Linked DNA regions of Mus musculus: region 1 is linked to region 2. The links are chromatin contacts, found by Hi-C or POLR2A ChIA-PET in ENCODE. All regions are on one chromosome and are shown on one strand. Each heading gives the region's core, a stretch centred on a gene start or an enhancer-like site at or near the end of the contact. The rest is flanking DNA. Distances are from core to core; before and after follow the strand shown. Region 1 overlaps Ano6 (anoctamin 6). Region 2 overlaps Ano6 (anoctamin 6).

Region 1 (6,233 bases), core at 3,588-6,087, 45 kb after region 2:
TTACTGTAAATGTGTGACAGGTGACCTAAGGGGGATGAAGAAGAGATGAGTGCTTTGAGGGACCTCTGGGAGTATAAACGCATGTTCAGTCCCCAACAGGAACTGTTCTTTTCCTGTAGCACAAGCTGTTCCACAAAGCTCCTCTAGGAAGTGGAGTCTGAAATGGAACTGGGCACCGGAACCGTCTGAGCCCGGAACCATCTGGGCCCGGAACCATCTGAACCCGGAACCATCTGGGCCCGGAACCTTCTGCGCCCCTGCGTGGCTCTGCCCTCTGGCTCCTGTGGGCAGCTTCCTTTTTGCGTTAGCTCTTCCATTTCCCTATACATTAAAAGCAAGAAGGTCAGTGGCAGATTTCCTCACCAGTGTGTGGTGCTGCAGCTAGCTGCACAGGGATTGAGAGGTGTTTGAGTGTTGTGGAAAACATGTTCCTAAAGTTATACAGAGCCTTAGCTTAGTTAGGGGTCATGAATGTTGAAAAAAGTATTTGAATCCCAGCCGGGACCTTTACTCTTCCTTGGACCATATAAGTTCCCGGAAGGAAGATATACTCACAGCCTTTATATATATAATAAGCCTTAAACAGCACAGTAGCTGGGCAGCTGCCTACCCTCCATGCTATTAGATTCTACGTTCCTACTGATAACTCCCCAAATTATTACTTACTATTTACTATGTTTCAACTCGGCTGCTCCAATTGGGCTAGCCCACAGGGCCATGGCTTTTGTGGCTCAGATAACCCATGGCAGCTTCTCATACTCCCTCCTGTATGTTCTTCTCCTCTTCTTCGGTCCCCAAGCCCAGGAAACCTAAACCCCACCTATGTCTCTTCTGCCCAGCTGTTGGCATATTTATTCACCAAAAGGAATTAACTTGGAGGCAGGGTCACAGAGCTAATTGAGGACTCCAGATCTTGGGGGCCTGCACTTAGCATTACAATAGACAGTAAAAGAGAAAACCTCAACAAGGCAGGCCAAAGCTCAGAATGGACATCCCTCGACCAACCATACCACTTTTCTTGAAAGCGATGTCATGTGATGTCCCACTGTAGGTATCAGAACCTGGCTTCATTCTTAGAAGACCAGGCTGTAGCAGAAGACTAGGCTAGAGCATCATTAACTTATATCTTCAAGAAAGTACTCTTACTGGCTCTTGCATACTGACCATATTATCAGTGAGTTGGGAATTAATTATTCCCAGGAGTATTATTAAATACCAACAGCACATCCAGTCAATAAAGATACTGAGCCCTTTCTAAAACTCGCTAATAGAATTTTTAATGAATTAAGAAGAAAGACCTATTTAAATTATTCAGTTTTGAATAAACCACTATCAACGTCACTAAATTTTGCAGTAAAAATTTATTCATTTAGTCATTCAATATTTATTAACCTGTGTACTCAGTGGGGAAATAAAAAAGACTGCATCTCAGATGTTCACCCTCAAGGCCAAAGGTGGTACAGTGTCCACCTCTGTGTCCGGTTGCTATCTGTGCAAGTGATGCTGGCTGACTGATGGTCAGAAGTCTGGGAGGTGCGATGGAGTGTTTGGTCAGTCCTACTGTGCACACAGAAGAGCTGCCTGTGAGTCAGGATTACCCTGATAGTGCTTTCAACATAGAAAGGACCACACCGTATGGTCCTTGATCCTGGATAGAACCTTAGTGTGTCCATGTAAACCTTACAAAGATAACATACTATATACCTAGATTGTTTTTGCAGGAAGTAGTAATATTCTTCAGCTCCTTTGTTCCCTTCACCCTGCTTCCTTGAAGCCATTCTCCCATCACCACTGTGCCATCCACTGGTACCCACTCTTGTAAATGCCTCCTTTAAAAACGCAAACCAGGCAGGCCATCCCTTTCCAGTCTAGTGGAATCTCTCTCCCATTACTTCATCTGCCCCATTGTAAAATGTCACAGGGTAAATGAGGAATTAATTTCAGTTGATTTATTTAATAATATTTACCCATTTAATGTTTCTGAAATTCTCTTGGGAAATAGCAATGAAAAGATGGCACAGTCTGTGTCCCCTTGGGGCATACGTTCTAGTGAGAGACAAGACATTGATTAAACCATTGCACAAATAGCTCAACCATTAGAATATGAGACATGACATTTAAGGAAAGGGAAGGTGCTCTGAGCTAGGGAACCTCAGCAGGCAGGCAAGGGAAAATCCCGACGCTTTACCATGGAAGGTAAAGGAGACCCTAGAAAATGGACCCACGACACAAAGATGAGGGGATTAAACACTGAAGCCCACTGTGAATGGGTGCAGCGCCATCAGCCTGAAATCTCAGCTGCACAGGAGGGTGTGAAGCAGGAGGATCTGGAGCTCAAGGCGGTCCCAAGTGTCACAGAAGGAGCCTCAGCCCCATCCCAAATGAGCAAACCAAAGACATAAAAATGTGAAGGAATGGAGAGAAACTGGGGGCTGCATCAAGATGGAGTTGCTGCTTGCCTACATCATCCACAGCAGTCTCCGCAAACCTGCAAGGTTAGATAGACTGTTGGTCCTGTCTTTTGGCAACTAAGTATAAGACTTTAAGCGAGTGGTTACATTAACTAATTTCACTGGAATATGTTACATCAAGTTAGTGCAACAAGTATCCATTGGATTGCTTTTCCCGGTGTTGCAGGTTCAGAGCAAAACAGACTTTTCCTTCTGGATTATGGTCCAATTAAAGTTACTGATAGTGTACCCACAAAGATCTATTATGTTACACATGTATGCCATTATATTATGGTACTTTATATCATGCAATATTAGAATTGTATAGAACTATAGCTCTCAACTTTAAAGTCTTAACATTTTACACTCAATAACATGGGCCTACATAATGTTCAGTACACTAGACCTTAAAACTGTGCACTAAAACTTAACACATTTAATAGTTTAAATATGACCAACAATAAACCAAAGAGTGCTAATTAAATTAATACTGAACCATGTTAATATACATTCGCATATATTAATCTAGAATATGCAGAAGAAATGACATTGTTTTATCTAATTTTTAGGTCTGTGCAAGAGTAGATAGCTGGATTTTCTTCTTTGCTTATGTCGTAGTAAATATTGGAGATTAGCAGCTCTTACAAAGGTTTACTTGTTTCCTTATGCAAAATGAGAGAAAAAAAAAAGGTCACATTTCCTAACATTACCTTCAGTCTCAACAAAAAGTCATTATTAGGAAGCAACTGGTCAGTCAGGATGCAAACAAGTGTGCTGCGTTCTTATACTTGCTTGAAGTTTTAGGATATAGTCATTAATGGCAAGTATGTTTTCTCAACAGTATCTGTCAGCTACCTAAGTCTCTATAATTATATTTTAGTCAATTTCAGTGGCATAGAAAGAACCCTTCCTGGTGCACAGGGATATTTGAGGTCACAGTTCAGAAGCGCTTTTCCCAGGGACTTCGGGGAACTCTGATGTGGAGATAGAGAACAGTGCTTTACGAGAACTTCTGTCTTTACACAGCATGTTAAAGAGCTGGGAGGTGAGTGTGCCAGGTGGTGAGGCTCTGCAGGAAGGGGAGAGTGTGGCTAGGGACTGATTGCAAGCGCAGTGGGGTCACTGTGTTCAGCAAAGCAGTGGTCTTCACCCTTCATTTTTGTCTTAGTCAGGGCTTCTATTCCTGCACAAACATCATGACCAAGAAGCAAGTTGGGGAGGAAAGGGTTTATTCAGCTTACTCTTCCACATTGCTGTTCATCACCAAAGGAAGTCAGGACTGGAACTCAAGCAGGTCAGAAAGCAGGAACTGATGCAGAGGCCATAGAGGGATGTTACTTACTGGCTTGCTTCCCCTGGCTTGCTCAGCCTGCTCTCTTATAGAACCCAAGACTACCAGCCCAGAGATGGTCCCACCCACAAGGGGCCTTTCCCCCTTGATCACTAATTGAGAAAATGCCTTACAGTTGGATCTCATGGAGGCATTTCTTCAATTGAAGCTCCTTTCTCTGTGATAAGTTGACACAAAACTAGCCAGTATGATTTTGTTTTAAACCCTTTTTATTTTATAGATATGGGTATTTTGCCTGCATGTATGTCTATACTACAAGCGTGTGTGGTGGAAGAGGAGGGTATGGGATCCTCTGCAACCACAGATGCAGAGGTTGTAAGCCGCTATGTGGGTGCCGGGACTCAAACCCAGGTCCTCTAGGAAGAGTAACCAGCACTCCTAACTACCGAGCCATCTCTTCAGCCCACCTCCATCACTCTTAATCACTGACCTGCAGATGTTAACACTAGAAAGATAAACACCATCTTCTAAGTTATGGAAATGTTCTTGGCCTTTCAGAGACCCTCCCCCAAAGGGTCAGGAGTCTTCAGAGGTGTGTACAGCACGTATGTACTGACTTAGAAAACAAAGCCGAACTAGAATTTGCATAGGTGGTTAGAGAAGGATGGGGGGAGATTACAAGAGCAAGAAGATGGCAGTCAAAACCCTGGTTAGAAAAAGTAAGGTCAGACTGGATAGTTAGAATAGGGAATAACGTGTTTATAATCTGTAGGTTATAGTCAGATCAAGAGCCGTGTTACGTACCCAGCAGGGACGCCCAGGCTTTCCGTGAAATCACTGGGAGCAGCTGAAGGGTTTTGTCTCGTGTGGGACTTGAGCATGTTTGTTTAGAAGTGTTAGTATGGGGTGAACTGGAGAGCAGTGAGTATGTAGTGTGACTTGTGATTCAGCCACTGAGAGCCCAGCACAGGGTGGGTGATACCCCAAGGGTCCTGAGGGTTGGGGAGACAGCTTTAGAAGGAAACTTGAGATGAAACTGGAGCCAGAAAGGTCAGAGGTTATCTGCACTGTATTTTATCTCCCCAGTCCCTCCTAAGGGCATTGTTAGAGAAACAGACACAATCTGGGCGTTTCTGTAAAAGGTCCCCATAATGACTTTGTCCTCCCAGATGACTGAGAATGCTTCCTTCTGATAACGCATTTCCTCTTCATGCTCCTGCCAGAGGCTTCCAGCCAGTGTTCATTACTAGGGTCCAACAGTTGAAGTTGTCCCAGTGGCTAGCACATTTTCTTCCACCCGCCTTCTCTGGCCCAACCTTTTATCTTTATTGACTGTTCATTATTGTTCCTGCACTCACTCTCCGTGACAATGACATGCCTTCTTTTAGCGGGTTGCTCCTGCCGGGCAGCACAGCAGTTCAGGGTTCATACTGCTTTTGCAGAGCTCTTGGGCTCCTTTCCAGAGCCCATGTCAAGTGGCTCGCACTCCCTCTAACTCCAGCCTCAGGAAAGCCGGTGACCACTTCCGGCCGGCCTCCTAGAACCCTGAACGTACATGTAGAAACCTACACTCAGGTGCACGTGCATTTACATAATAAAGAATAAATCTTTTTTTTTTAAAGTGTTTTTGAAATATACCGAATGGAAGGGCAGAGTACAGTTTAGTGGTAACCTTTATAGCCTTAGCATACTTTCTTTATTTGGGGAACAGGACCTTCCACTTTAGTACTTTATTTATTTATGGAACGGGACCTTCTTCCACTTTAGTTCTATTTTCCTCAAACTGAAGACAACTAACGTGTCTGATACCACATACTAAAACACCAAGGCTCAGTTTCATAGAAATTCATCAAATTTAACCTGGATTCTACTTCAAAGTCAGCTAGAAGCAGTGAATGATAGAGTGTTACAGTGCCCACTAAAGGCAGCTCATAGCTAGGAAAGGCATGAGAGAGAGAGAGACAGAGAGAGAGAAAGAGAGAGACAGAGACAGACAGAGAGACAGATGGAGAGAGGGGAGAGGGGTGGTAGGTATGAACACCCAGGGATGACAAGGTTCAGGAAAGGACACATTTAAGTAGAGAGCACCGATGGGTCTCCCTTACTGACCTTTGTCTGTACCCCAGACTTTAGGCTGATTGTCTCAGCAGAGAACACGGTCTTTTCGCCATGGCGCTAATCCTGAAAGGATAACATGCATACACCAAGGCATGTGACTGATTGTCTGCAATAGAGTTGGGATTTGAGCCTAGATCTCCTGGACCCCAAAGTCCTCATTCTTTTTTCTCCTTTTGGCTTCCTAAGTAACAGTATGCAATATCTTGTTTTAAGATACCAAAAATGCCATATACTGTGAGAAATATTCAGGCATAAAAGCTTAGCCACTTTTAAGAATGTGTGTGTATATGTATATATGAATATGCATATATATGTGTGTATATAAACATACATATTCATGTGTCTGTTTATGTGCACATATGTATATATGTTTA
Region 2 (5,662 bases), core at 210-2,709:
CTCTGTTACATGTGCAGCTGGAGCCATGGGTCCCACCATGTGTACTCTTTTGGTACCTTCATTCCTTCCAGAACCTGAGTTCTCCTTTCAAAATGATCTTGACTTTGTCTTCTCTGTCTCCACTTCAGTCAACCTTGTTAGCTGCCCCCAACAGTAGTCTACTGGCTGGTGTGCGATGCCCACTCTTGCATCAGGCAGCTCTGTGATGCTGGGGTACTCTGCTCTTGTCTGCCTCGCAGAATGCGTTTCATTGGAGTCCATCTGGATTCCTCTACTTCAGCTTGTTCCTCTTCTCTGCCTTCCTTTGGGGTCATATTGGCTGGGTATTGAGAGGTGTATTTGAGGGTGGCCTCTTTTCTCTTTTATGTTCTTTCAGTCTTGGTGACTGACCCCAAGGCATTGTCGTGAGCACACCCAAACCTTTTCTGCGATTGCACCATCGGTCTCCCCTCCTCCCCTAAAGCTTTTCTTTTTCCCCACAGTCAACTTCTGTCCCATTCTTTCAGGTTTCAGATGTCGTTCCTTTCCCCACCCTGCCCCAAATAGTTACCTGAGATATAGTCTGACATAGCAACCTGTTAATGTCCTTCTTTTCTCTAAGCAGAGTGAGTTCCCACAAAGGAACATCTTATGGTTGGTACACTGATACATCTTTTGCATGTAGCGTAGGGTCCGGCATATTGTAGGTACTGGCTCTCATGAGATGTTTGAAGTGAGCATGCACTCTCTCTCTCTTTATTTTCTTAGGCTTGATGATTGACCCCAGAGTGTACGTCTGCTTGTCAAGTGCTCTACCAATGAACTCTTTCTTCCTTTTTGTAAAAACGTGTTTGTTTATTTGTTCTGTGTGTGAATATGTATATACCTACATGAGTTTATGTGTACTGTGTCCTGAAGGACAAAAGAGGGCATCTGCTTCCCCTAGAATTAGAGTTACAGGCAGTTGTGAGCTGTCAGGGGGTATCAGGTGTGCCTTTCTAATCCACACACTGACACTGTAACTTATCTGTTTCTCAGGTTTAGGCACCATCCTTTGGTGCCAGCATTTAGTTTGCTTTCATCCCCTCCTGCCCCTTGCTTCTCAGTTCTCATTTTTTTGCCAGCTGTAATCATATTGTAATTGTACTGTAATTTGGATGAGATCAATATCCAGTGTTTACTTTATTGCAACTGTGGAATCTTCTCCACAGATGAACCGTTTAATATAGTTTGATTTACTTTTGCCTCTCATGGTTAGGTTGCACGGCCAATATTGACTTTTTTTTCATTGTTAATCTTTGATATAGTTATGAATAATTCAACCTCAAATTCTATACCAGTTGTAAATCTCTCTTCGATATAACCAGCCACACAGGGATTCTGTCAAGGTCATCTTTGGAGGAAGAGCCTCTGGAACCTTCCATTGCTCTCAGGGCAGAGAATGGTTTCCACTTAGCACCTTCCTGCCAGCTCCTTTAGGCTCTGTCTTGTAGGAGGGCCTTGCTATGTGTTGTCTTTCCTGTTGGTTGAGTGTTCCATGGACACATTTCCCAGGGCCTCACAGAGGAAGGCTGGAGTTGCAGAGATGGAAGAGACACGTCTGAAAATGCCTTCCTCTTCCTGGATTTTAACTGATGACCTTGCACTCAAGGATGTTTCTCCAGCTAGTTCTTGACAAGTTCTATGCATCAGACTCTGATCTTCTGTATATAAACCCTTTCCTCTGGGATTTTGTGGGCTTTTCTTTTTGAGTCCTGATTTAGATCCTGTTAACATGTGGAAACATTAGCAGATCCTTCGCTCTGGCCGGCCTTTCCTTTTCTTTTTTTAACTGTTGTCCTTGGCTGACCTGGAACTCACTGACTATGTAGACCAATGGTTCCCACGCTTCCCAGGGCTGTGACCTTTTCATATATTCCTCATGTTGTGCTGACCCCCCAGCCAGACATCATTTTTGTTGCTACTTCATGACTCTCTTGTTGCTACAGTTAAAATTGTAATGTAAATATCTGATACTCTACCCTGGGAAAGGGTCAGTCAGACCCCAAAGGGGCTGAGGACCACAGGGTGAGACCCCCATATAGACCATGCTGTCCTTGAACTCCCAGCAATCGGCCTGCCTCCCAAGTGCTGGGATTAAAGGTGTGCACCACCACGCCTGACCACTTTTTTTGGGGGGGGGGGAGAAAGTTTAATTTGGGGAGCAAAATAGCCTTTAATTCTAGAAAGAAAAAAAAAGTGTTATATGCTGGGATTTTTTTTTCTTTCTCTATCTCAGCTTGTGAATACTTCTGTCATCTGATATTGGCTCCCACACTTTGCACGATTGCTCTTTGATCTCTTGATCCAACTTAATGAGCATACCCGGAATTGGATGGCTCAAGCCTGCTGGTGACTTTAATTTCTGCCGCAGTTTGAGTTTTCATAGTTTTTTTTTTTTTTCTTTTTGGTCCTCCAAATGCTTCTTGCTTTGTGTCTCTTTTTGGTAATGTCTTTTGTTCTCGTGTGGATGCATTTGTCTCAGATGACCAGTCTGAAGATGTGTTCGTTCCTCCCTCCATTGGCGTCCCCTCCAACCCCCGAACCCCGACTTTTATCTAGAGAATTTTGCTGATTCCCCCTGCAGTTCCAGGCTTCCTTCACCGTGACTTGGCTGCACCGTTTGCTGTTAGAAACCCTCAGTGCTGGTATTTTTAGCTCTTTATTGCCCTCAGCTCCAGCTATTTATGAAATACTTCAACCAGAGTACAAGAGGCGAAGAAGAGAGGGAGGAGGTGGGCTGTGTGTGTGTGGGCTCTAGGCACTTGTGCAGGCTTCTTCCTGCCCTTAGCGTGGACTCTCTAACCCTTCCAAGGATGGAGGACTCATGTTAGATTTCTATGAGAAAACAGAAGCAGTTGGAGAGCTTGGTAGACATCTTGGACTGTCTTATCTGTCCCATCCCATCCCCTGTCACATCCCCCCCCCCCCAACAACCCACCAGGGTGGGAAAGAGAGAGGGGGGAGGGGGGAGGAATATTAACTGAGACAAAGAGGGAGAGGTGATATGTTAAATAGTCCCAGGATTTAAAACAAGAGATAACTGATTTTTAGTGGAATTTGGCTTATCCTTCTGCCCTCTGCCCCACCTTGGCCTTCAGTTCTAGAAGAACCTGTGTGGTTGAAATAAACTTGCCTCTGGCCCTTCCTCATTTAGGATGGGACTTCTCCAGTGCCTAAGCCAGTTGCTAAGTGCCTGTGTGTTGTCTTTCAAGCACAGGTCCCCATGTCCTCTGCCCTTGTTGGTTTATGTCCTGGTAGTTGAAGACTCACTGAAGGAGTGTCTCACAGAAACAAGCTGGGACTGCTGCTGAGCAGGCATGCAATCACACTTCTGTGCAGGCCCTGACTCCATTTCACTGGCTAGGGCTCTGTTGAATTGGGAGGAGAGGTGAGTGGAGGCTCTGGGCCGTTCCTAGATTGAGCCCCAGCTCTGCAAACATGCCCACTCTCTCCGAGCCTCTCTCCTCCCTGCCTTAAGACCAAGGACATGAAGCAGATGAGTGCAAGTCTCTCTTTATTCACCAGGCTTATTTTATTTAAGGAAATTAAGGTGCTCTGTAATTGAACATTAGCACAGGGAGCAGAGACCTACTGTAGTTGACAGAAGAAAACATGAAATTAAAGTTTTCCTCATATTACTCAATGCACTGATTCCAAAAACCCTTCAAGTTTTAACTAAAATGGCAACCCATGGTTCAGGAATCAGGAACTTGTAAAAGGTTAAATATTCTGAAGGTTCCCCCCACCCTCCCCGCCTTGGGCATTGTTAGCTGATGGCTAAGCACACTGGATTCATGTTCTCAGTACCCGGATGAAGTTTATTTCAATTGGGAAACTAAGAAAGCTAATAGTTGAGGGGTGAGTTTTCCCTTTGTCCTCTGGCAGTGGAGACATCCCCGGTAGCACCTGCCAGGAACTTTCCTTCCTGTGAGGGCTCTGTATGTGGGGATAATCGCCCTATCTGTAGATTCTTTTCTCTAAGTTACTTTTCTCAGTTGAGACGGAAGGCAGTGGGCATGGTCTGTCTTTGTGGTTTTGCCTGGATGGTTTGATCATTAACCCAGTAGAGGTCACCGCGGTCAGTACAGTGACTGAGGGGAAAGCTGGGTTGTGAAGTCCTTTACCCTGTGACCTGAAAACCAGAGATATCTTTCCTAGGGCAGGGTTGCACAGGTTGATCTTTACAGCAGAGCCACCCCTAGCCCAGTTGTCAGCCCAGACTCTCCTTGGCAAACTGCACGGATTATTCTGAGAGTTTAGCAAGCGGTGGTTATTTATTTGATTCTTGCACTGACATTTGGGAACCATTATTTTAGGGACGGGAGGCCAAAAAGCAACTCAGACTCTCAAGTATTTGCAGAACTCAGGGAAAGAAAAACAAGACAAAAGAAACAGAACAAAAAAAAAAAAAAAATCCAGTATGCCTGATCAGCTGACCCTCTCCTGTCAATCATTGTTCATACCCATTTCTCCTTCGCAGTGAGATCTCCTTGCTCAAAGGTGGTAGAAAGGTTGAGGAGCCTTGCCTCAGCATAGCTCTCCAAGGTGTGTGTGTGTGTGTGGTGCCAGGGAAATGCTAGTGATCCCCTCTCCCCCAAATAGACAGGAGCCGGTCTGATCCAACTCACAGTAGGGTCTTTATTCTATTTAAGCTAACTCAGGGCCCCCTCAATGCATTGCCATCATGCAGGATGGTTTTGGTAGTGGGGGAGCCCCGAATGTCTGTGGGGCAAGGCTTTATAGTAAGCGGCAAGCAGGAGTGGGTGTGCAAGCATATGATTGGAAAAGCTACTGTAGCCTTTAACATGATTGGCTGGTGCTGGGAGTCATATCATAAATGTAATTTCTGCTCCCCTCTGCATTGGTGGTCATTAGGCAGGTTTGTTGGGGGAATAACCTGGAGATGCTGGTCTTGTTGATGGTGTAACCTGGAGATGCTGGTCTTGTTGGGGATTAGCCTAGAGACTGGAGCTAAGCTCGGGTTTCGTGGGGGTGGGGGGGGGGAAGGCAGGGGGAGGGGCAACTTGGACACTAAAGCTAGGTACCAGCCTGTTAGTTTACATGAGTTCAAAATTCAGGTCAGGGTCTCTGAAATGGAGTCTGAATTTAAAAGCTTTGGCCTCTCATGTGAATAATACATATGTCATGTGTCATTTGAATAGTTTCAGTCACACACACTTTGTATTTCTCTAAGTGTAACGCATGTGTAGTGGGTGGTTGTAGTATGATTTCTCCGTCTTTCTTGTTTGAATGTTTGGACTTGTGCACGTGTGCACATGTGTGTGTGTGTGTGTGTGTGTGTGTGTGTGTGTGTGTATTTGCTCCTGTGGCTATGTGCATGTGCCATGTGGGTGTGTGTGCTTGTGGGGGCCAGAGGTTAGGTACCTTCCTCTATCTCTCCACCCTGGTGGTTTTTGTTTTGTTTTGTTTTGTTTTGGACCAGGTCTATCACTGATAAGCTAGGTTGGATGGCTTCTGAGAAGAGTCTGCCTCTCTGTCCCCCTGCCCCTCCTCCCCCCAGCCCTCAGGTTACAGATAAGTGCCACAAGTCCTTGTCCTTTCAAGTAGCCTCTAGGGATCCAGGCTCATATCCTTGTGCTTACTGACTGAGCCACCTCTCAGCTCCCTCAGCCCCGTTTTA

What was found. A loop is a pair of places that touch in the nucleus more often than their neighbours do. ChIA-PET counts read pairs that join two places held with the same protein, here RNA polymerase II (POLR2A).
Region 1: a map of heart shows a loop between it and region 2 (2.5-fold over the local background). The contact joins two enhancer-like sites. A Hi-C loop is called at or near these places in 1 of 37 maps with a recorded cell type or tissue (heart). POLR2A ChIA-PET finds 5 or more read pairs at or near these places in 1 of 5 experiments (Patski).

What each region holds. Positions count from the first base shown.
Region 1 is chr15:95,875,879-95,882,111 of GRCm38, forward strand. All of the region lies in intron 2 of Ano6 (anoctamin 6), which reads left to right. Among named protein-coding and RNA genes, the nearest start is that of Gm41389, 33 kb to the right of the region's middle. Within about 2 kb of position 4,838, at least 1 of the 3 ENCODE cell types and tissues checked has a DNase peak (open chromatin) inside an H3K27ac peak, as active enhancers do; it is heart, where a contact is called at or near this core.
Region 2 is chr15:95,834,517-95,840,178 of GRCm38, forward strand. The region is part of intron 1 of Ano6 (anoctamin 6); the gene reads left to right. Among named protein-coding and RNA genes, the nearest start is that of Gm17546, 7.3 kb to the left of the region's middle. Within about 2 kb of position 1,460, at least 1 of the 3 ENCODE cell types and tissues checked has a DNase peak (open chromatin) inside an H3K27ac peak, as active enhancers do; it is heart, where a contact is called at or near this core.